Regions from separate parts of the Mus musculus genome. Here region 2 is linked to region 1. A link is a loop called in an ENCODE intact Hi-C map of the cell type or tissue named here. Cell type or tissue: left cerebral cortex. All regions are shown on one strand. Each heading gives the region's core, and the rest is flanking DNA. Links, peaks and the distances in the headings are about the cores only. Region 1 has its middle 110 kb from the start of Gm30791. Region 2 has its middle 59 kb from the start of Gm30791.

Region 1 (8,369 bases), core at 56-8,055:
CTGGTCCTGGGTGGTAGCTAAGCTGGTTATCCTACTAGCTCTCCCACACTTACACCAGCAGTGCAAACTCTCCAACACTGACCTGACTAGCTCACCCAATGCTGCAGTCATCAGGGAATAGAGCAACCCCCACTCTAATGACCTCAGGGGCTGGCTCTCCTGCCTGGTATAGATGGTGAGGGTTGAGGGCTGTTGGGTGGGGTGCAGAGCATCTATCCCTAGCTCATGTCACCATGAAGACAAGTGGCAAGGTGATCTCTCTTCTACACTCATGCCTTCTGTGTGGCTCACCCACAACTCTGCAACCATGGCCAGCTCTACTGTGCTGACCCAGCAAGGTGAAGAACCCACTCTCCTGGGTGCTGTACCTGCCATAGGTGGTGAGGGGCAAGGGGGTAGGGGGTTGGCATTTGTGGCATTTTTGAAGTGGGGGAGGAGGTGTAAACTGAATGCCGATGTTGCTAATCTGGGAATTTTTAGTACTCAAACGTTGCTGCTTCTTCCAGGAAGCTCCACGCTTCCTCCTTTCACAGACTATGTCACTTCAAATGGAAAGCAGTAGGTGACACAAGCCACTTTTCTTCTTGCTTCCTTTTTTCTTGCACATTCATCGAGAGAGCAGATATACTTATTTTAGTTTGAAGGAGCTTCCTGTTGGAGCCTAAAGGGTAGAGGTCAAGGTGATGGTTTTTGAAGGGATGCTAGGATCCTGTATTACTTCATTATGACTACAGCAACTAAACAGAATGATACATGACAAAAGAGGCCAGGTAAAGCTGACCCCTGGCTGCCATCAACAATGCTGTGACAATCACATCAACAATAGTGCTGTCAATAGTGTCAGATCATGGCCATGTATCCTGGGACACAGGGCATGCAGTGTGAGACCGAGAGCACAGGCTATCATGAGCAGAATTCTGACCTATGAAAGTTGTTATCTTTCTCTTGCCCCAACTTTCCCAACTTGGCAATGGGAGAATAGCACTCATCTCAAAGATCTGTTAGAGGAAATGAGATCTGCAGGAAAAGTTTAGAAGAGTCCAGGCCATATGGAAAACAGCATGTGTGCCTCCTTGGTACTCAAACGTATGTCTATGTACACACTACAGAACATAGTCCTCACCAGACAGAAAATACCCACAATGACAACTTCCCACCTAAACCCATTCATCACTTGCTTGAAAAGAAAGCTCTAGGATTCCATTAGGATTCCATTTATAAGTGGGTTTGATGACTTTCTTTTAAATCCCCTTTTGCAGAGTAGGTAGATACTGTAGACAGAACTCTGGAAATGGTAAAGGGCTCTTTAAAGTGAATACAGTGCAGATGCCCCAATCCCTAGAGAGATGCAGACATACTCATGTCTAGGAACTAGCTAACCGTCAGTTAAACTGAGGCCATATTTGTCTGAATTAGGCAGGTATCTCAAAGAAGTGCTTTTTAAAGACTTATCTTAGAATCAAGCATATATATATATATGTGTGTGTATATATACATACATATATGTGTGTGTGTGTGTGTGTGTGTGTGTGTGTGTGTGCAATCCTGTGCACATGATTGTGAGTGCAGATGCCTGTGGAGGCCAACAGCATTGATGATGTCCTGGAGCTGAAGTGACAGGTGGTTGTGAGTGGCCTTACGTGGGTCCTGGGAGTTGAACTCGGCTTCTCCAGAAGAATAGCAAAGTACTGTTAAACACAGAGCCATTTGTTCACCCCCTAAAAAGTGCTTTTAAAAGGAAATAAATGCAAAAAAAAAAAAAAAAGAAATGAAAGGTAAAATGATCAGAAGGTCTGAAATTGTCATTTTCAAATAATATGATCATATGCAAAGACAAGTCAAAAGAATCAAGCCACGTTGTGGAGGAGGCTGGAGACACCTTCAGAAACAACGTGGTCATCAAGAGACTGCATGTCTCCTATGATGGCATTGACAAACTAGAATATTTAAACAGTCTAAAGAGCCATCTATAACACCAGAAACCTAAAACAAAGTATGTTGTTAAGCTAAGGAGTACACTAGATATCTATAGAAAACCCTAAAAAATTATCATATCTTCTATATGGCAATAACCCAAATGTATGTTGGGTTGGATAATTTTAGACCTGAATTGGATAATTTGAAGAGGAAAATGTACTATAATACAGATGTTAATATTTTCAAATTATTCTATATTTCAGTACCTTTCCAATGGAGATACTAGCTGGATACTTTTGAAAAGGGCTTAATGTATTTATTCTAAAATTATACAAAGATAGAAAAGTCCATAGATGACTAGGTCAAGATTGAGAATGCTTTGCTTTCCTGTGAGATTTGCCAGGAAACCATGGAAGTTAAAAGAAATCATCACTAGTCTGAGAGCAGACACATAGACCAACAGAACAAAACAGAACTCCTCCAGATAGTCTCACTACATGTAGTTTTACAGGTAGGATTGAAAAGCGGCTAGGAGGTAGATATCTCGTTAGCAGGTATCATGAGATGAACATTTGCTACATGAAAATAGAACTAGACCACTCACCAAAGCTCTGAGCAACGTTGGCTTCAGCTTAATTACAGCTTGAAAAGCAAAAATTTCAAGTTATAGAAAATAACCTTAAGACATAAAAGGTACATAAAAACAAAAATTGGACTATAGTTAGGCATCATGGGTAGAATAGCTATGGACAGATTGAGAATTCAAATATATGATAATGTATATAAAATACAGATTTTTTTGAATTAAGATTAATACTTGAGCATTCTCATAGCTCTGCAAGAGAAAGGCATGAACCCTGTTTTAGAGACTTTACTGTTGCTGTGATGAAACACTGTGACCAAAGCAACTCAAGGAAGAGTTTATTTTGGCTAATGGTTTGAGAAGGAGAGCTCATATTAGGAGAGGTGGTAGCAGCTGGTGTCCAGAGCAGGAAGCTGATATCACATCTTCAACTGAAAACATGAAGCAGACAGAGAGTAAACTAGAAGCAGGGTGAGGTTATAAACCCTGGAAGCCTGTCTCCGTGGTGTACTTTCTTTAGCAAGACCATACCTCCTGAAGGTTCTCTATCTTTCCCAAATGCTATCATCAGCAGGAGACCAAGTGTTCAAATACCCCAGCCTATGGGGACCGTTGCTCATTCTAACCACCATAAACACTAGTATACACACAGGTTATAAGCCGCAAATTTACATCAGATGGAGCTCAATGAAGCCCAACAAGCAATAGCAATGAAAGGACAGCTAGAAATGGATTAAAGTATCAAAATAAGCTACTACATCATAATTTGCAGTAATTTGAGTTCTATATGAGTGGTGAAGAGTGGAAGTCCACAAACTTTCATGTTTAGAGCATAGGCCAAGCTGTCTGTTTCTAAGAGCAATTTGCCAGTATAAGCTTCTATCAAGCTTCTGCATGCACGCGCACACACACACACACACACACACACACACACACACACAAACACACACCATGGTTAGTCAGTTCCCCCTTGGCATGTATATTCCAGAAGTTTCCCCAGGGCCATGTGGACACATGGCTAAGGATGTTTATCACAGCCCTGTTCATGACAGTGGGAAAAAAGGGAGAAAACCTGAAGGTCCCGATGGAGAAATGGTTAAATAAAGCATGATGGAACCACAACTGTGACCTACAGCAGCACATTTAGAAGCAACAACACAGATCTGCCTTGCACAGCATGGTTGGACAGCGTTTTAGGTAAAAAGAAACCTAGTACAGTCTGACATACAATATAGAGGGAGTGAGGACAGACACATATAAACAAGTCAAGCCATATGTTTTAAAGAGTATGTACAAAGATTTGTATGTATACATATGCACATCTCTACGGGTCTTTATCTATATTGTATATCAATATGTATGCATGTACATGTCTATATTGTAGAGCTGCCATTATCCTTCTCTCTCACACATATGCTAATGGCTGCCCATTGCAGGGCTAGTAAAGGAACAATGACAGATGGCAAACAGAGGAACCCATGGTCAGACTTCAGATGAGTACAGGTCATGTAACCAGAGGACAACTTTCCCCCTTTCTCTTTCTCCTGCCTCTCCTTTTCCTTACCTCCGCCCTCCCAGCCTCTCCTCTAGCCTCACCACACTCCCAATAAGGACCATCTACCAAGACCACCTTATAAGCAACACTCGGGCTCACGGGATGAGTTTGTTTCCCTGAGTTCCCCCCACACTGGGGTTGATGTCACTTTATTTCTGGCACAGAGCCAATTTCCCACAAGTGGAATATCAAGGCATCCCTCTTCACCGGAGCAATTGGGAATTTCATTTAGTTTCATTATGATAAAACTTCACTCAGCCTGAGTGCATGATAAGCAGCTCTATTGCATTTTCCATATCCACGCATCTAAGAAAAAGGCAAGTCGGGCTCCAAATGTATGCAGATGCTAGAATTCTAAGATGAAAAATAGTGTGTGGAGTGGGTGGGGGGGGGGGGTGTATGCTGCTCAGAAGTCTCGGATGCTAAATAACAGCAGCAAGTATTCAAAAACTATTTCTAGATTTTTTTTTCAGAAAAATCTTTAACTTCATCAAGGGATAAATCAATTTGCAGGTGCTATTGACAGCTATTTAAGTGAGAGGATGGAGCATCTTGATTGGGAAAAGTAAACTAAGGGAGAGAGCTAAATAACCCGTTACAAGTGCACATTCCAGTCTATTTTCATAGGCTTGGTATTCTTATTATTCTCTCTAGGGAGTTAATTATTGGAGGGTACTACTTTTTCCATCGGACTTCATCTGTTAATATCCTCAAATTTACCAACAAGGAGAACAGATAAGAACATATATGGAGGCAAGTCGTTCTTCAGCCTTCCCAGGAACCAGCATCTGTTGTCCCTCTTTATGCCCAGGTACCTGCTGATAACGAGCATTAAATAATTATTTATGTACATTGAAATAAAAGGGTAATTGAGCTCAAAGGTTAATGGACTTCCACATTAGCAAATTCTTCCTCCCCAAAGCATTTCCTATGGAAGTGATTTGTACTCATTATTTTTTATAGTCTCATTCACTCTTCCTCAAATCCTTCACCTGGCTCCTATTCCAGGCCAGGGATAGGCTGGACATTGCTGTGTTTGCCTCTAGCTTGCTTGCTTATGGCAGGGACTCTTAACTAGAAGAATGCAGGAAAGGTGAGTTGGAAGCCAACTCTAGAGTGCTCAATGGTTCCTTCTTTAGTTCCACTGGAGTCTATTTTTCTCTGAAGACTCTCTCTCTCTCTCTCTCTCTCTCTCTCTCTCTCTCTCTCTCTCTCTCTCTCTCTCTCTCTCTCTCCTGTATAAAATGGGTGTTGTTTTAAGGCTTTATGTGCAGTTGTCATCACCTTCTGAGGCCAAGGGAAAGAGTCAGCTCACTTCCCTCAGGAGCTAAACAACAGCTAGTCAAAACTGCTTCCAAACTTTCAGAAATCCTTAACTTTATGACACTTCTTAGACTACAGGAGACACCCGTGTCATGAGTTTTAGCGTCTAGGTTTTCTACTGTCGTAGTAATTATTAACCCATTTCATAATTAAGTTGAAACTTGGAGAGCTTGATTAAAGAGCCCAGAGGCTGCGTTACAGGCATGTAAAGGAAACATGCATCATGCCATGGAACATCGTAAGTGGACTCAGAAGTTTCCCAAATGAAGCCTCATTTCCTTAGATGCCACTCTGAAGACCCAGGGAACCGCCTGGTTAGGATCTGCTTCAGTACACAGATGGAGCACAGTGGGTTCCAAAGTCAGTCATCTCATGTTCTGGAAAGAGAGAGGTCTTGGGAAGGGAAGACAAAGAAGGCTGGGGTGAAGAAAGAACAGAGCACACAGAAGTGAAGCTATTAAAGAAGGGAACAGAGATGATCATTATGAACAGGCCTTCAGAAATGATGAGTGCTGATCTGAACAGTGTAGCTAATGAATGTGTGCAGAGCAAGCTGGCACACAGGGAAGGGGGAGTCCTAGCCCCCTTATCTTCCTCTGTCTGTTTGAATGTAAACTCCAATTCCCCGCTTTCCTTCCCTTTATATCCACTGGAAGGAATTTTAGGGAGGAAACTTGCTTCATTTCCCAAGTTTTCAAAAGGTGGGTTGATTGCAATTTAACCCTTTAATTGTACCTTCCAGAAGTTGCCTTAGTTTGTTTCATTAAAATTGGTAATAGCAATGGAGAATTCTGTATCCCCTCCTCCCTTATGCCTCCTCTTAACCAAAAGCTCTCTTGTATGTAGAACACCTCTTGTAAACTACATTTTGATGAAATTAGAGGCATCCATATTAATGCCACTTGTTTTCTGAAATCTCCCAGAGAATGGTCTTGAGATGCAATGTTGTGGGTTCTGTCAAACTCACATGTCAGGGAGGAATGCCTGAGAGCTTAAGTTATTATGTGAATAGTCCCCGCACTCGTCCCCCTACCACTTGTACACACTTTAGAGTCGTGCTTAGAGTCTGCTAAACCATCCACAGTGCCACTCTGTCAGGAATCCTGCCTGTATCCTTGGCTCATGATTGCTGATTGAAGTGTGTGGCATATGTCCCCTATATATAGAAATGCACACATCTATACACGGCTCTGTGGCTACAGATAAGCACACTGGCACTCCCACATGTGAATCTCTGCAAAAAATTTTTTTCTTGACTCTTTCCTCCAACCCAATGATTTCCTAACGATCTGTTACCCATGTAAGACAGATTGCTTTTCATGGTTCAGCAGTCCCTGCGCAGACATTCATTTTAATCAATAGAGCAGTCAAAAGAAAGAATAGATTTACTTGTTTTTTTCTTTCTTTACATTTAATTGAAAATTTTCAAATGATTTCCAACTTGTGTGGGTTTCAAAGTTTTTAGGAAGTCCTTACAGGTAGGTAGGTACATGAGGACAAAAGGAGCTTAAAATGCCCTCCTTGATCAGCAACTACTTGCTCAGTGCCAGGCTGGAGTAGGGTGCCAGAACCTTCTGCACCCTCTCCGTTTCCTCATTCCTCACTGCGCAAAGCTCCCAACACTCACGTACATCCATTGGTTTCAGTGTCACCAACCACAAGGCTATGACACAGCCGGTTTCCCACCTCCACTCCAATCCTGACCTTTGAAACTTCTTTCGAAGGAGGAGCCTAACCATGCTACTTCCTTGACCACTGTGTGACTTTGAAGTAGTAATTGAGCCTGTACGATTTGGTTTGCTACTCTGTAAGATGTAGATAAGTGGAAATGCGTCAGCAGAGCTCACAAAGTTCTTGTCCCCCAATGGATCAGCTAGTCTTAGAACTTGCCTCACCATTTCATGGCACTCAAAGGAATTCAGAACCTCCCCGTCCCTGTTCTCCATGCGTATTTGCTGGCCTTGTGACGCCTAATGGCATTCATGTGGTAAACTCTATTATTTTGCCATTATGCCTCCTCTTTCTACCCTCTACCTGGTGCAGAGCTATGCATCCAGTATGAATAAACATGGAAAGCAATGTTATGCTGGATATAGCTTGGTGGAAACAATAACACCTAGAAGTCAGTCTTTGGGTCAAAATTTGATCCTGCTAGAAAAACTCCCCTTAAACTTACCCCACTGGTTGGTGATGAGCTGACATCCCAAGGCCTCCAGATCCTTGCAGACATATTAAAAGAGAAAAGTAAACTGTGAGTCAATCTTAGAATGTTTTTTGGCACACTTCTGGATTTCTCTTCATGCATTTAAAATGTGTTTATTATTTCATTGCACAATGTACTCTCATGAATTTTATCTCATGGGATTATATTGGGATTATGCATATTATCATTCTCATTTCATAGAGGGAGAAACTGAAGTGTTAGGGTGATAGTTTGAATATGCTTGGCCCATGGGAAGTGGCAATATTAGGAGGTGTGGCCTTGTTGGAATAGGTGTGGCCTTGTTGGAGAAAGTGTGTCACTCTGGAGGGTGAGCTTTGAGGTCTTGAGTGCTCAAGCTCCACTCAGTGTTGAAGAGACCCTTCTCCTGGCTGTCTGTAGAAGAAAGTCTCCTTCTGGCTGCCTTCTGATCAAGATGTAAAAGTCTCAGCTCCTCCAGCACCAGGTCTGCCTGTCCACTGCCATGCTTTCTATAATGATGATAATGGACTCAACCTCTGAACTGTATGTAAGCCAGGCTCAATTAAATGTTCGCCTTTATAAGAGTTGCTTCGGTCATGGTGTCTCTTCATAGCAATAAAAGCCTAAGATACATCCCAACTACTTTGCATGAGGTATCACAAGGGAGACTATGCTTTTAATCTTTATTATTTTTCCTGAGCATTTCATGTCTGAGCACTGTACTTACATCATTTTCACTTCTCCTTCTCACAACTCCTCTTGCTTCCCCCATGACATACTCTAAAATTCACAACTTGCTATTGTTTTAC
Region 2 (8,369 bases), core at 39-8,038, 170 kb before region 1:
GATAACAGCCCTTCTGACAGGTGGAGGGTCTCACTGTTGTTTCAAATGACCATGACCGGACTCAACTTTCTCATGTTCTAAGCATCATTCTACTCAAAAATTATGTAGAGATGCAGCAAAATGAGACTTAAAGAGATGCTTCCCTTCCCTCTTGAGGTCTTACACCGTGCCCACTGGTGATGGGGGATCAGGGGTCTGGGTTTTACAGAGGCCACTTTGGTGTAGCTTTGGAACCTTCATTGATTCAGGGTCACCGCCAAGCCTCTGTGCTCCTCTCAATATCCACAGTCAGGGTTTTCCCCTCTCCAAGTGTGATTAGGAGCAGCACGAGGTCTTAAAGCACAAAGTAGTCTCAAAACTTGTAGTTTGCTGATGAATAATATAAATGCACAAATGGATAACCTTATTTATTCTTTAGCACTAATTGAGGCAAAAATAGAATTTGGATGCCCTAGGCCCCAGACAGAATCCTTTCAGTGACTGGGAGGCCTTGCCAGTCTCCCCTGCCTTTAGTTTAATGTGTGACATACACTGGAGAGAAGGAGGTGACCCTGAACTCTTTCTTCTCGTGATGTGGTTTGGGGTGTAATTGTTCTAGAGGAAGGGTGTTCTGTTTACACATTTTCTGCTGGCTGGTAGCACTGGCAGATGTCAGATATCCCCTAGCACCCTCCATTCCATACCCAGATGCTACCACCAAGGCCCATGTCTGCTAGTCAAGCATATCCCAGCTCAGCTTTGCTGAGCTTCCCAGAGCCTTCTAAGTCATAACAAGTTTCAGCTAAACTCTGACAACAGATCAATTTTCCCCAGTCTACTTGATGGAGAAAGCATCTTGCAAACCTAAGACAGTGCAGGGATGGGTGACTGCAGTCTAGCGAAGTAAAACTCTAGGGATGTTGCACGTTCATTGTACCAAGGATTTGGAAAGATTCTCAGCAGACCACAGGTAGTTAAGCAGCCAGATCACCACGGTGATCTCTAAAGGAGGTGTTCTGAGATAAGTGACAAGCAAATACCAATGAGCCAGCTACCCAGGATCAAGCCAAACCTTCAAGCTCCACCTTCTCTGTACTGGGAGTCAGCTGCATCTTTATTATCCCACCAGCCCTCTGCAAGAAGAGGGAATGACTTTAGCTTGGGATGAAGATGATCGTCATTAAGAATGAAGAGCTTTTGAAAGCAGCTAAGAAGACTCTACTGTATCAGGATCTGAATATATGTGTCCTTCACTTGTGCTCAGCAACATATTTAAGCCAAAAGCTTCTAGCATTTTATGACAGGAAGACAGCATAGGATGGCAGAAAGACTAGTACACTTACCAGCAAAGAGCTATAAGTATTGCCTTATTTGCTGTGCTCTCTCCAGATAATTATATACCATCTCAGAGGCTTGGTTCTTTTCATCTGCAAAATGGAAATAATAATTAATGCAAACTTATGAAAGCTTGGTGAAAAATTAGAGAATGAATATAAGGATACTCTTCAAACAAAGCATTTATTCTGTAGTAGTTTTCATCTACAAGATATGCTTTCTCACGTTTCAGTGTTTCTAAAATAAATGTGTGTCTTGATATCCATGTCTTTGTTTCATTTCCTGTTGCTAGGATGAAGGGATTCTTTGGCTCACAGTATCAGGTTATAGTCCATCCTTGATGGCAGGAACTTGAGGCAGCTCGCCACATTACGTCTGTAGTCAAGGGCAGGGAGTAATAAATCAATGCCTGCCTGCTGGTGCTCAGGGACCTCTTCTCGTCATTGCAATCCAAAGCCCAAGACCCAAAATGGTGCTACTCACATTCAAGGTGGTCTTCTAGCTTCATTCGACACAGTAAAGAAAATCTATCCAAGGCATGCCCAGGGGCCAAGTTAATCTAGTCAGTCCCTAATTGAGACTCCCTTTCCTTGGTGACTCTAGATTGTGGCTAGCTGACAATTGAAGCAAAAATATTACCATATATAAATTGTATATAATATTCAATATGATCATGTTTTCCTTTTCCCCCAGGAAAGCTATTAGATGAATAATGTGTCTTACAGTCAATAGCTTCTTAGAGACATGAAAATATAATAGTTCAGATAGTCTTATGAGGCTCTGGAGATCAGTTTTACTATTTTTTTCATTTGAATATTTAAAGGCATCTGTTAACCAAGTATAGCTACCATTCATTAAGCGCATTTCATGATTTGCATCACAACAGTGCCTGATATTCATTCTCTTCTATGACACTGGCTCATTCACATTCTGGAGTGGTAAGCAGAGTATGGGGATGCTGGGGTGCGTGCAGCAGAGTGAGGTGCCCTGTGCCTGGGGTCTTCCATCCCCATGGATGGGGCTCAGAGACAAGATGGGCTCTCCCCTCTCCGTCTTTTCTATCTCTGCATGTGGCTGGCAAACTCTTAACAGACACCGAAGGAAGAACCCCAGCAAGTTTTCTCGTTATTAAAAGATAAGATTACTTAGATGCAGGCTTCTTCGAGACTGATTTTTATTAACTCCAATGTGGGCTCTTCTTTATACCTGATTGTGCCATTTTATTTCCAAATACACACACTGTATTGACAATCTTATTCCCTCATTGAATTTTCTGCAGGTTTCTGTTGTCTTTTATGAGCCTATTCCAGTGAGGGGGGAAGAAGTTAAATGGGATTTATAGCAATATATTTACCTGGCTAGGCTGTAACTATTTTTAAAATAAATAAAACTTTAAAATAACAGAAGTGAAGAAGAGCAAATATCCATGAAGGCTTTCACCCTCCCCTAGAGAGAGATAAAAAGGCATCCTACCTACAGCATGTCTCTTTCTAAGACCACATTGGTTTTCCCAAATAGCCATCATATAAATAGAGTGGCTTGTATAAGATTGTGCACTCTGTGGGTGGCCCTATAAATATTCATTAGTAAAATGTACATGCGGCCCTGATCCTTGAGCTTTGTATTCAAAGATGTGGTTTCAGCAATAAGTTCAAATTTGATGTACTTGATAGAGTCAGTGAAGGCTTGAAATCGTTATCCTGCATGCTAGCCCCTCCCAACCTTTGGAACCTGAAAAAAATAATAATAATAACAACCTTGGGCCAGAATGAAGCCAGGAAGACATGAAAATGAAGCAGTAAAGGCTGTTAGTCGCCAAGTTCAGAATTCATCTGCTGCTCTTGTTGTTGAGGGCCTCCTGGTGTTTGCAATGCAAATTTCAGCCATGCCTTAATCATGACCACTGGGAGACAATTAGGGTTAAAATATAGATTTCTAGATAATTAGAGCAAATAATAAAGAAATAAATACTGAAAACAGAGAGTGCTAATGTGGCTCATTTGGAGCAATGCTTTCTTTACAGGGACTGGAAAGGTTTTTTTTTTTTTTTTTTTTTTCCTAGCTAAAGGATGGGCTCTTTGGATGCTGGATATGCTAAATTTCAGGAAAGAGGGATCAGCATGTGCTGTCTGAGCCTTGTCTTCAGTTGAGGGCTTTTAATTCAAGGCCAAGGAATAGGCTCGCTTGCTTTCTGTTTTCTATTGCTGTGGTTAAAAATGCAGGCACTGGACTTGGTGAACTCAAATTGAATTCTTGTCTAAGCCAATTAAATCTCAGAGCTTGGACAAATTAAATCTTTAAAGAACCAAAAGCTTAAGTTTCCTCATCTGAGTAGTTATCAAGTTCGGTGGGCTCTTGTATAGATTAATGAGACCGTATGCATAAAACACTCAATGAAACACGCACTCTCACCTGTTAGTAAAGTTCCTAACCTGCCAATCATGATGGGTCATCTTTCTCTTACTATGAACATTATAAATAGATATAAATATATGTCCATAAATATGTTTTCTGCTCAAGGTTTTGTGAGCAGAAAGAACTGCTGAAAACCAAATGTAACCTTTGACAATGATTAGACATATCACCTAATACTGTTTGGAAGTATTCTCATTTATTTTGAAGGTTACCTTTCATTTGACTTCATGGAGTTGAATGAATCCCCTTTACAATTCAAGATTCATCTTGGAAATACCCACTTATGAAGCCTTGTTTTAATCATTAGTGAAGACATCAATGTAATAAAGTAACATTTAAGAAATTAAATCATATCCTGATATATATGTATATATATACATGTATATATATAAGTTATTTATATCTGATTGAATTAAAATATGAAATTTATAACAGATGCCCTGTTATCAGATGCCAACTGGAAATAAGGTTATATTTACATATAAGCTACATATTCATATATCTATATGTGCAAATAAAAGTAATTTATCTAATAGTTTTAATCTCTGTGCCATCCATGTACTTATGCATTCATTACTACCCATTGGGCATCTTCTTTGCACAGTGCTTTTCAGTATGGGAGATGTGTGTGGATGTGTTCATAGATAAACATAGGGAGCACACATACACACACAAACACACACACACACACACACACACACACACACACACACACAAACACACACAAGTAACTGGAATCGGCAAAGGTTCCAAGTTCTTTTGAAATGATATGGATTCAGTTTCCTGTTGGATGAAAGCAGTTTTCAGTAATATTTGGAAAAGGAGTTTATAAAACATTTTCCCTTGTCTACTTGCTTAGTTCAGGTTCTAGAAATACTTTTGGTTAAGAAAGAATAAAATCTTGTAACATACAGATTTTTTTTCTGAACATGTGTAATGGTAGGGCTGAGAGTGTAGCTTAATAGTAAAGAACTTGTATGAGGGTCTGGGCTTATGCCTCCCAAAAATGAAAAACAAAACAAAACAAAACAAAACAAACCCTGATAAATTTAACAGTTAAGAACATGAAATAATAACCCAAAGTTAATAAAAGCAGGCTCCAAATAATCCAGAAAAAAATGTGTCATCATGGAGAAGGAGACAGAACCCAGGTTTCTCAGAAGCCCCTCTGTGTCCTTCGATGAGTCAGATTCTGCCAGTTTTGCAACCTGGGGATATTTTATTTTTTATTATTTTTTTTTAAGATTTATTTATTATTATACGTAAGTACACTGTAACTGTCTTCAGACATGCCAGAAGAGGGTGTCCGATCTCATTATGGGTGGTTCAGAGCCACCATGTGGTTGCTGGGATTTGAACTCGGGACCTTCAGAAGAGCAGTCGGTGCCCTTACCCGCTGAGCCATCTCACCAGCCCCCTGGGGATATTTCAAAAGGCCACATGCCTAGATCTGCAACTCAGACCATCTCAACGGGATTGCAGGCATGGAGTCTAGGAGTCTAGTCTAGTAATTAAAGGCCTGTCCAGGTGATTGCAGTGTTTAGTAGTAGTGGACAGGAACTGGAATGACTGGGGACATCTGGGTTTGGGCATGCTTCATCCACACTGGAGCTAGGCACAGAAGTACACTATTTTTTTTTTTTTTGCAAGAAACTGGCAAGTTCTACAAGGAGTTTCAGTGTCATGGGAGGTTAGTTGGGTTATAATTGGCTCTAATTGGCTCTCCCAGCAGCTGAAACATCCTCTGCCTACAGCCGAGTGACACTCCAAAAGGGGAACGATATGTTCCGACCTTTGAAAACATCAAAGGAGTCACTTCCAACGTGGCTCTTATAGCCCAGTGCCCTGCAGCTCAGCAGGGCTGGGGCCAAGCCCAGCACAGCTGATAGGAAACAGCTTTTTTTTCCCCCATCAGAGCGAATGTACCAGCAGACTTTCAGAAAAGGGATCGGGCTGGGGAAGGAAGCAGAACCTAGACTTGTAAGTGGGCGCCTGCGCATTGACTAGGCTCATCCAGTCTGTTGGAGGTGCTAACTCTCTTTCTGATAAAACAGGACTCTGCACATACAGATTCTAATGTAGGTGAGTGACACAATACATGAAATGATTTAATAATTATTACACGCTAATCAATCAGCCTGGGGCTATTAAGATGACTTGTAAGGTATATAAGGTCGTTTTACTCACACGTACAATTACTGCTTTTATCTAACAGGAAACAGAACCAGTTCTTGTTTAAATAAGCCCCGTGTTCACTTCTTTGTCCTCCTCCTCTTCCTTTTCCTCCTCCACCTCTTCCCTGCTACTTGTACACAGCTCAGTGTGAACAGAATTTCTTGCTTCTCTAACACAGTGCTTCATAATATAGGCATTAAAATATTTTCAAATATTATTGAATGCATTGTAGGGATTAAACTATTTTCCAATATTATTTGCACATTGTGGCAAAGCAAAGAGTTGTTGCCTTGACTTTTAAATGACTTGGAATCCAACTCAGAATTCAAAGAGACCTGCTTTGGAGATTACAGTTGTGAACTGGATGCATTAACCACACGTGATCTATTGCAAACCATCTTGGTGTGAGAAATGTGTAGCGCTCATAAAAGCTTTAAGTCATTGGGCTGTCACCTGTCCCTGTGGCATCTTAGAATAGAGGTTAACAAAAGGCTTTCTCCATTAAGGAGATTGGGAGAGATTGATTCTAATGTGGGCCAAGCTTGGTTAGAACTTGAGTGCATCCTACAAGTGTAGCACATTTTGAGTAGGAGAATAGAAGGGCTTATCCACGTGGGTAGTGACCAGAGAATATGGGTTCAGGAGGTTAGTAGGGCATATCTCAGGAGTAAAAAGGAGAACTTTATGCTGGGATTGAGCTTTGAGTGGATGGGAATAGAGCAAGGGATAGCCAGGAACGGAGGTTTGATTGTGCTGGGGTGGTCGCGGATGCTCACATCTTTAAGTCTAAAATACATCACAGAGAGGGTTGGAACAGCAAATTCAAGGTTGGATAGACTTTCCTCAAATCCTATCCTAGCCTCATGTTCACTGCTATTTCCTGGGCAGTGTCTTAGTTTGGGTTCCATTGCTACAAAGAGACTCTTATAAAGGAAACTCTTATACATTTTATAGGGGCTGGCTTATAGTTCAGAGTACATTATTATCATGGCAGGAAACATGGCATCATGCAGGCAGACATGGTGCTGGAGAAGGAGCTGAGAATGCTACATCTGGATCTACAGGCAACTCGATGAGAATGTTACCCTGGGTGGGCCTTGAACACCTGAGGCCTCAAAGCAAGCCCAATTCCTAGTAACACACTTCTTCCAACAAAGCCACACCTATTCCAACAAGGCCATGCTTCCAAATAGTGCCACTCCCTATGTACCTATGGTGGTCATTTTTAGCTAATTAACTAAGTTACTTTACATCCTGACTGCAGCTTCTCCCCTCCCCTCCCCCATCCACCTCTCCTTTTTTTTTTTTTTCCTCCACAGAAAAGGGGAGGCTTCCCCTGAATATCAAGCCACCTTGGCGTATCAAGTTGCAGTAGGGACTAAGCACATCACCTCTTTACCTTTTGAGGCTAGACAAGTCAGCCCAGCTAGGGGATAGGGATCCAAAGACAGGCAACAGAGTCAGAGACAGTCCCTGCTCCTCCTTTTCGGAATCCCACATGAAGACCAAGCTCCGGAGGATCTACGTCCATACCATGCATGCTCTCTGTTTGGAGGTTCAGTCTCTTGTGGGTCCCTATGAGTCCAAGTTAGTTGATTCTGTATTTTGTGGTGTCCTTGACCCCTCCGGTTCCTTCAATACTTCCTCCCCCTCTTCCCCAGGATTTCCCAAGCTCTGCATAATGTTTGGCTGTAGGTCTGTGCATCTGTTTCCACCAGTTGCTGGGTGAAGCTTCTCGTGTGAGTTATGCTAGGCTCCTGTCTGCACGTATAGCAGAATACCATTAATAGTGTCATAGGTAGACTCCCTCTCATGGCTTAGGTCTCAAGTTATATCAGTCATTGGTTGGCCAATTCCCCGATTTCTACTTCATCTTTAATCCTGTACGTCTTGTAGGCAAGACAAATTGTGGGTCAAAAGTTTTGTGGCTGAGTTAGTGTCCCCAATCCTTCCATTGGAAGTCTTGCCTGGTTACAAGAGATGGTCATTTCAGTTCCATATCCCCAGTTGCTAGGTGTCTTAGCTAGGGTCACCCTCATAGATTTCTGGGAATTTCCATTATCCTAGGTTTCTAGTTCTCCCCAGAGATGCCTCCCCACCAACCAATTCCAGTTCTCTTTCCCAGTACTCTTTCCCTACACTTGATCCCTCCTGTTTCTCTCCATCCCCCACCCAGGCCCTTTCTTCTATCTGTCTTTGATATCTATTCTATTTCCCCATCTCAGGGAAATTCAAGCATCCTCCCCTGGACCCTCCTTGTTACCTAGATTTTTTGGATCTATGGATCCTAGCATGGTTATCCTGTACTTTATGACTAATATCCATTCATAAGTGAGTACATACCATGTTTGTCTCTCCAGGTTCCCTCACTCAGGATGATATTTTCTAGTTCCATCCATTTGCCTGCAAATTTAGTGATGTCATTGTTTTTAATAGCTGAGTGATATTCCATTGTGTAAAGGTAC

What was found. Peaks named below come from ENCODE experiments on the same cell type or tissue, not always from the same donor. Only the 100,000 strongest peaks of a DNase experiment are listed, where the experiment ranks them.
Region 2: a loop joins it to region 1, with 1.9 times the contacts of the local background. A loop is called at or near these places in 2 of 42 quality-filtered maps.

What each region holds. Positions count from the first base shown.
Region 1 is chr9:27,628,562-27,636,930 of GRCm38, forward strand. No RefSeq gene overlaps it. Among named protein-coding and RNA genes, the nearest start is that of Gm30791, 110 kb to the left of the region's middle. In left cerebral cortex, for the core only: no CTCF peak of the experiment used is centred there; DNase peaks (open chromatin) are centred at 4,311, 6,556 and 7,505.
Region 2 is chr9:27,455,681-27,464,049 of GRCm38, forward strand. No RefSeq gene overlaps it. Among named protein-coding and RNA genes, the nearest start is that of Gm30791, 59 kb to the right of the region's middle. In left cerebral cortex, for the core only: a CTCF peak has its summit at 3,189; no DNase peak of the experiment used is centred there.